2 separate regions of the Homo sapiens genome follow, and region 2 is linked to region 1. A link is a contact called in ENCODE Hi-C or POLR2A ChIA-PET data. All regions are on one chromosome and are shown on one strand. Each heading gives the region's core, a stretch centred on a gene start or an enhancer-like site at or near the end of the contact. The rest is flanking DNA. Distances are from core to core; before and after follow the strand shown. Region 1 overlaps MRTFA (myocardin related transcription factor A). Region 2 holds the start of EP300-AS1 (EP300 antisense RNA 1).

Evidence for each region. A loop is a pair of places that touch in the nucleus more often than their neighbours do. ChIA-PET counts read pairs that join two places held with the same protein, here RNA polymerase II (POLR2A). Pooled maps may share reads with other maps.
Region 2: a pooled map shows a loop between it and region 1 (4-fold over the local background). The contact joins the promoter of EP300-AS1 here to the enhancer-like site in region 1. A Hi-C loop is called at or near these places in 1 of 37 single-sample maps with no recorded cell type and 2 of 50 pooled maps. POLR2A ChIA-PET finds 5 or more read pairs at or near these places in 2 of 52 experiments (CD4-positive, alpha-beta memory T cell and activated T-cell).

Annotation. Positions count from the first base shown.
Region 1 is chr22:40,489,954-40,493,960 of GRCh38, forward strand. The region is part of intron 3 of MRTFA (myocardin related transcription factor A); the gene reads right to left. Among named protein-coding and RNA genes, the nearest start is that of MRTFA-AS1, 30 kb to the right of the region's middle. Within about 2 kb of position 2,503, at least 7 of the 41 ENCODE cell types and tissues checked have a DNase peak (open chromatin) inside an H3K27ac peak, as active enhancers do.
Region 2 is chr22:41,195,658-41,199,527 of GRCh38, forward strand. It overlaps EP300-AS1 (EP300 antisense RNA 1), which reads right to left and starts at 1,844. Exons shown (of 3, transcript NR_110514.1): 1 at 1,617-1,844. RefSeq lists enhancers at 1,504-2,003, 2,158-2,287, 2,298-2,367 and a silencer at 1,698-1,967.

The DNA.
Region 1 (4,007 bases), core at 1,253-3,752:
AAAGCATGACTCTGTCGCAAAAAAAAAAAAAAAAATCAGAAAAGTGTAGTTAATTGCTTAGGGTAGTTATCTAACATTACCATTCTGATCCTACTTATCACAAGCCTGAATCTCTATTGCCTATAGGTTTTTTTTGCATGTAACACAGATATTTTTAATGATCAGATTGAAAATATGGAACATTACAATCTTTTGAATTACAAAGTCAAAGGTAGCAGCCCAAGTCCTAAGCCATACTATCCCCCGCCTCTCAAATAATCTTCCCTTTAATGTTGCCATGGTGTTTCTTTGACGTTAGTCCAGAACAGTTCTAGATATTCAAAGAAAAAGCAACTGCCTCTCAACCAATTCTTAAAACTATTCTCAGCTGGGCGCGATGGCTCACGCCTGTAATCCTAGCACTTTGGGAGGCCAAGGCCGGCGGATCATGAGGTCAGGAGATCAAGACCATCCTGGCTAATACGTGAAACCCTGTCTCTGCTAAAAATACAAAAAACTACCTGGGCATGGTGGTGGGTACCTGTAGTCCCAGCTACTCGGGAGGCTGAAGCAGGAGAATGGTATTAACCCAGGAGGCGGAGCTTGCAGTGAGCAGGGATTGCGCCACTGCACTCCAGCCTGGGCGACAGAGTGAGATTCCATCTCAAAAAAAAAAAAAAGAAAAGAAAAGAAGAAAAAAAATATTCTCTCTGCAAACTGGGCACTGATAATCACTCCATCTCGTCTTCGATGTGTCCATTCATTGCTGACTCCACAGGCTCAAATCATCCTGTTAAAATTATTAAAATCCCAAAGAAATCTGGAAAACTCAAAAGAAATGTCTAAGTGTTTAGAAAAGTAGCATTTACATAATTATTATACATTGTATATAAATTCTGATAGTAGATAATTAGGGTTTCCAAGATAGGAGAAGAAAATATTGACAATTCTCTTTTATTCATATTTGACAGGATTTGGATAAAGCTCCTATTGTCGTTTTTTTCATAACCTAGAACTCTTCTAAAAGAATTTTCCTCAAATTTAAAAGTGAACTTTTCTAAATAACTCAAATGTGTCCATTCTACTCCCAAAGGATTTTCTTTTCCTGCAGTATAAGACTATGAAAGAAGCCGAGCACGGTGGCTCACACCTGTAATCCCAGCACTTTGGGAGGATGAGGCGGGAGGATCGCTTAAGGCTGGGGTTCAAGACCAGCATGGCCAAAATGGCAAAACCCCATCTCTACAAAAAATATAAAAATTAGCCGGGTGCAGTGGTGCACGCCTGTAGTCCTAGCTACTCAGGAGGCTGAGGCTGGAGAATCACTTGGGCCCAGGAGGTGGAGGTTGCAGTGAGCCATGATTGAGCCACTGTACTCCAGCCTGGGCCACAGGAGTGAAAACCTGTCTTAAAAAAAAAACAAAACCAAGACTATGAAGGAAGGCTGTTCACATAGGCAAACTCTTTTAATATTGATAAGACCAGTCCAAATTGTTCACCCTAAGCAAAACTAAGACGCAATACAAGTAAAAAGCCTTCCAAGTGTTATTTTATTTTAAATTATGATGTCTTAGTGTTATAAACCTTAAAGGGTTATCTATCTACTTTCAAGTATTCAACAGACAGAAGAAACTGAAATGATCATCAATAGCTCCCATTTGTATAGTACCTAAGGCCAAAGTGCATTTTATGGATAAAACATTGAATCTGACCCACATAAAGAGTAATTCCGCCTTATTAAAGAAAAGTTTTTTCTTCCCTTATTCCACAATCTAGGCTTGGCTATATGAGCTCTGCACGGTGGGGAAAAAAGGAGTAAGAAAGTGAAACATCCTAATCACTGTTCCACCAGGTCATGAAATGCACCCTACAGTACTATGTTCAGTTATCTATTTGTTGGGTGCTCAACAAACTTTAATACAAATCCTGGGAGAATAAACCACCCAAAGTCAAAGCTTGGATGGCTACAGAGAAATAGGACTGGGATAAAAGACAGCAGTTAAGTTTGAAAGGAAACAAAAGCATGCAAATCCCAAAGGCACAAATACTCGAACCTTCCCGCAAACTGTGATAATGGGTCAGGCACACTGCTGAGTAATAGCTGTCCTTTCTCGGCTTCAGGACAATCCACGAGAGTGGCAGAATCCTGCAGGTGGACTGATGAATCTTGGCCTTCTCCTCCAGCATGCTGGAGGAGATTCGAGTCTCCACAGGCCAATGCTGCAATAAACCACTCTTCCTTCCCTCTCTCCTTAAAGAGGCCATTTATTATTTGCCGAAGATCTGATTAGCCCTGCTCTTTAAGTTAAAGTGGGCACTTCATTCTACAGTGCAAAGGGTTGCAAGAACAGTTAGATCCCAAGTTTACTTAGGGAGTGGGGCATTAAAAGCAGTGACAGCAGAAGGTCAGAATCAGTAACTCTACTGGCAAAACATTTCTTCCTGTCAGCACTGGGCCTAGACACAGACACCTCCCTCTTCTATCCAAATGCCAAAAAGCAGAACTGAGATGATTTCAATGTGTAGAGCTGGAAGAGGAGAGGGTTCCCTTAGAGAAAATGCTCATAGCAACCAACCAACCTCATTCACCCAAAATAGTAAACAGTTGGTTTCTCTGCTCAGAACCAAAAGGCTTCTGCCAGACAAGCAGTATCACATGACTAGGTTCCCTCTTCTCTCTCTTGCCCTCCCTCCCTTCTTGTACAAAGCCTGCACCCAAAATGGAACAAGGAGCTATAACACAACATTATTTTACTGGACACATTCATCTTTAAAATGTTTGAAGATAAAAGATACCAAAAAGCAGAGGGGGGAGGTACCAAAGGAAAAACTCAGGAAGAATTTACTTTGAAAAAAGTCCTATCACAGTACTGATGTGGGAACCATAAACGTAATGGTTAACTGGCAAGTGTACTCAATGAATGAAAAAACAAATGGACACTTCTCACCAATTTGTAAACACTTTGCTGACAAAATATTTAAAAGAAGATACAGTTCAATACATATTTGACCTTTCCTTTAGAAAGACAATATAGGCTCTTAAGATGCTGGCTAGAGTCAGAGATAATATATTGGCACAATAGTGACAACCCACCAAAATTTGGGATTCAAACCCTTATCTTGTTGACCTCAGCTTACCTCACCATTTGATTTTACTCCTTGTATGTCACAGTCCCATCATTCACATCATTAGGAAGGAAATCAGGACAGCTACACTAACAGGCAACTGAAAAATCTACCCAGCTGATTATGAAAACAAAGGCCACCATGACACTGGCATTTCCACCTAAACAGAAGGGGGAAGATATTAAGGCTGACAGCACAGCTGGAACCAGATGTGCCACCATATTCTTCTCCCTACAAGGTTCCTCACACTTGAAAGCTAAGCGAGGCATGCAGTATAGAGACACAAAAATGAAAACCTCTATGCTGATCAATCTGTTCCACTAGGAAACTAGATAAAGTATAAGAATCAAAAGTGTCACAATCATCTGCCATGACCTCTACTCACAGGGCCAACAGGGGCACTTTGAGAGTAAAATCACTGATGCTCGTCCATCCCTTGCACTGTAAACTGCTCAATAAATATTTATAAAGTGGAAAGAAAAGGAAAAGGAAAATGAAAGAGGAAAAATTTACATGAGAAATCCTTAATTTAAGCAACAATTTTTCCAGCAAGAGCATGTGGAGATTGTTACTTGGCTACTGTCAGAATACAAATACCAGCAATAAATGATTTGTCATCAAGGATGAGGAGCAACTGGAACTCCCAGACATTACTGAGGAGGATGGAAAACGATAATGCTATGTAGAAAAACAGTTTGGGAGTTTCTTATAAATTTACACTTACCATAAAACCCAGTAATCCTATTCCTGAGTATTTATCTAAGAGAAGTGAAAACATACATCCACATAAAGAACTGTACATTGTCTTTGGATAATAGTGTTTAGGTCTCAGTTCTGTGCCTGATGTAAATTGTCTACCTTGTTTCACCTAAGAAGCGTGTCTTTGGAAATGTGAATTTAGA
Region 2 (3,870 bases), core at 594-3,093, 710 kb after region 1:
TGCCTAAAGGACTCCTCACAGTTGGTTTAGCCCAACCCAGTAAGAAACATTTAACAAATAATTAAAAGTGCTGTGCCAGGGTGGTTGTGTTGCCGAGATACGGTTGTTGGTAGCTGGGGAGTGGCAGGCAGATCCAGCCAAGAATTGTGCCCTAAGCCAGGAGCTCTGATGATGAAATCACAGGATGTTTGAGTTTGGGGCTTGATGGTCATCCCAGGTGGTTTCCTATCGTGGAAAACATTTGATGTATAAGAGTAAGGCTCAGCCAGGCGCGGTGGCTCATGCCTGTAATCCCAGCACTTTGAGAGGCCGTGGAAGGCGGATCACCTGAGGTTGGGAGTTCAAGGCCAGCCTGACCAACACGGAGAAACCCCGTCTCTACTAAAAAAAAAAAAAAAAAAAAAAAGGCCGGGCGTGGTGGCTCATGCCTGTAATCCCAGCTACTTGAGAGGCTGAGGCACGAGAATCGTTTGAACTCGGGAGGCGGAGGTTGCAGTGAGCTGAGATTGCACCATTGCACTCCAGCCTGGGCAACAAGAGCATAACTCTGTCTCAAAAAAAAAAAAAAAGAGTAAGGCTCCACTGGGTGCGGTGGCTAACACCTGTAATCCCAACACTTTGGGAGGCCGAGGTGGGGAGATCACTTGAGGTCAGGAGTTCAAGACCAGCCTGGCCAACATGGTGAAACCCCCGTCTCTATTAAAAACACAAAAAGCAGCTGGGTGTGGTGGCTGGCGCCTGTAGTCCCAGCTACTTGGGAGGCTGAGGCAAGGAGAATTGCTTGAACCTGGGAGGCAGAGGTTTCACTGAGCCGAGATGGCGCCATTGCACTCCGGCCCTGGGCGACAGAGTGAGACTCCGTCTCAAAAAAAAAAAAAAAAAAAAAGAGTAAGGCTCTATTGCTACTCCCTGATTTAATAAACGTCTCTGGGACAAAATTTCTTCATCTGTAAAAAAGGTAAATAAAAAAAACGCTTACTTGGCAAGTTCATTGTGACGAATTATCTACGACACCGGAATGGAAAGTGCTTTACAGATTGCAAAGCACTCCTTACACATGAGTAATTAGTGTTCACAGGTCCAGCCACTTTTGGGGAGGAGGAAAGTGTGGTCTTTTAGAGACCAAACGTCTTTCTAAAGTCCTGACAGCCAACGAAGGGCTCGGTGATCTCTGCGCTTCAAACTCTGCCCAATTCTCAAAGCCTGGTTTAAGTACACTTTTCCCTCAGCCTAAGGGAGTGGCCCAAGGGCAAACCGTCCCGGGTTCGTGTCCCACCTCTGCCTCAAAGATTACACCCTCTTAGGACAGGTGCGTGTCCCTGGTGGCCTGGGCTGCCAGCTCGGGAAGGAGGAGGTGGCAACCGCACCCGGGCGGCCGAGTGCTTAATAATGGCAGTTGCCCTGCCAGCCCGGTCACCTGTCACTCCCTCCTCCGACTTCTCCCGCACCGCGGCCGCAATCCAGCCCGGACACTCTGAGGGCTCTCTCTGAGCTGGGCACGGTCCTCGCTGCTCGGCCGAGTGCAGCCCCCTCACCTCAGTGCGACTGAGACAAAGCAAGGGTCCCACCGGCCCCTGTCCCCTCCCTAAGGCGCGCCCTCAGGGCGGGAGACCCACCTCAGCCAGCCCCCCAGCTCAGTGGTCCAGAGGCTCGGGTCCCGCGCTGACGCCCAGCGCCTCCCTCCTCCACAGCCGTCACTGACCGCTCGCTCGCCTCTAGCCTGGACCCCGCTGTCCAGCAGTCCCGGCTGGCCCGCGCCGCGCTCCTCCCGCTCTGGCAGTCCTGGCACTGGTAGGACGCCCGCAGCCTTCCACCCTAGAGGGCGCCGGGCGGGCACGCGCTGGGGGCGACGGGGGTGGGGCGGGGGAGGCGGGGCGACGCAGCGCGGGGCGGCCGGCGGTTGGTGCTCGCAGCCCGCGCGCCCGCCTTCCCGGCCACGTGACCTTTGGGCCCCGCCCAGATCGGGAGTTCCGCGCGGACTCTTGGTGCGACCCCGTCCCACTGAGCGCTCGGGTCGGGACCTTCCCGGTGTCCCTGTGGGGCAGAGTCCCGTTGTGCAGAAGAGGCGAGCTGAGGCACGGTGGCAGGCGGGGCGTCCAAGCAGTTAGCGCCGCGCCTGGCCGCTCGTCCGCGCGGGAAAGCGTTGTCTCCCTTCCTTCGGATGGAATTGGAACGGCAGCTCTCGTAGCGCCCGAACTGTGCGGTCCTTGATTTCACTGCTGTACCCACAGTGCGCAGAGCACAGGGGCACGCGGTACATTATTTGAATGAATAACTTTCTTATCCTGGCCTTTCTCTAACTCTCTCACTTCTACTTGGGTCACCCGCCCCCTCCCCAGGAGTCTTATAAAACAACCAGGGGAAGAGGAAACAGAAGTGGCTCATATGGGTAAAAGCCCTCGTCCTGCAAATCAGTGACACAAGGGAGTTAGTCCATCCAATGTACAGTTTTAAAAAGATTGCTACGTAGAAAAATAATAGGATAGGGTAAGAGGAGAACCCAGCTAGGAGCTTCAGTGGGATCCAGGGTGTTGATATGATGGTGGTCTGGATTTAAGTGATGGCAGTAGGGATAAAAAGAAGTAAAAATTCCAGCCTGGGCAACATAATGAGACCCTGTCTCTACAAAAAAAAAAAAAAAAAGTTTTTTTTTTTTTTTTAATTATCCGTGTGATTGTCACTCCTGTAGTCCCAGCTACTGGGGCGGGGTTTGGGGGTTGGCTGACGTGTGAGGCTCCACCAGGAGGTGGAGGCTGCAGTGAGTCGTGATCGTGCCACTGCACTCTAGCCTGGGCGACAGAGGGAGACCCAGTCTCAAAAAAATAAATAGAAGTAAAAAATATTTGAGGTAGCTTTTGGAGAATAAACGGGATTTGCTGATGGATTGAACAATAAGGGATGGAGAGGGAGAAATCAAGAGGAAATCACTGAATGGTTGGTAGTGCTATGTATTAAAATGCAAAAACTGCCGGGCGCGGTGGCTCACGCCTGTAATCCCAGCACTTTGGGAGGTCGAGGCAGGTGGATCACTAGGTCAGGAGTTCAAGACCAGCCTGGCCAACATGGTGAAACCCTGTCTCTAATAAAAATGCAGCAATTAGCCTGGCATGGTGGTGCACGTCTGTAGTCCCAGCTACTCGGGAGGCTGAGGGAGGAGAATCGCTTGAACTTGGGAAGCAGAGGTTTCAGTGAGCCAAGATCATGCCACTGCACTCTAGCTTGGGCGACAGTCAGTTTCAAAAATAAATAAATAAAATAAATAATAAGTGTGCAGTACTGGGCACAGTATATGGTAGTTATGATCATCCTATTAGACACTGGGATGGTAGCAACCGGTTGAGAAAAATAACCTTTATTAGTTGCTTAATCTTTTATTAATACTTTAGGGGCACAGCCATACATTTCACAGAGAATCTGCTAGTGACAAATCATCTTATTCATCAAATATTTATCTATTTATTTATTTGAGACGGAGTTTCGCTCTTTCTTGCCCAGGCTGGAGTGCAGTGGCGCAATCTCAGCTCACTGCGACCTGTGCCTCCTGGGTTCAAGCGATTCTCCTGTCTCAGCCTCCCAAGTAGCTGGAATTATAGGTGCCTGCTGCCACGCCCAGCTAATTTTTGTATTTTTAGTAGAGACGGCGTTTCACCATGTTAGCCAGGCAAGTCTCGAACTCCTGACCTCAGGTGATCTGCCCGCCTCGGCCTCCCAAAGTGCTGGGATTACAGGTGTGAGCCACTGCGCCTGGCCTCATCAAATATTTATTTAGTGCCTACCGTGCACCAGGCCCGGTGCTGGACTCTGGGAAAACACAGGTGAATTTCTGTCCTCACAGAGCTTCCTACCTCCTGCAGGGAGACAGTGAAGACT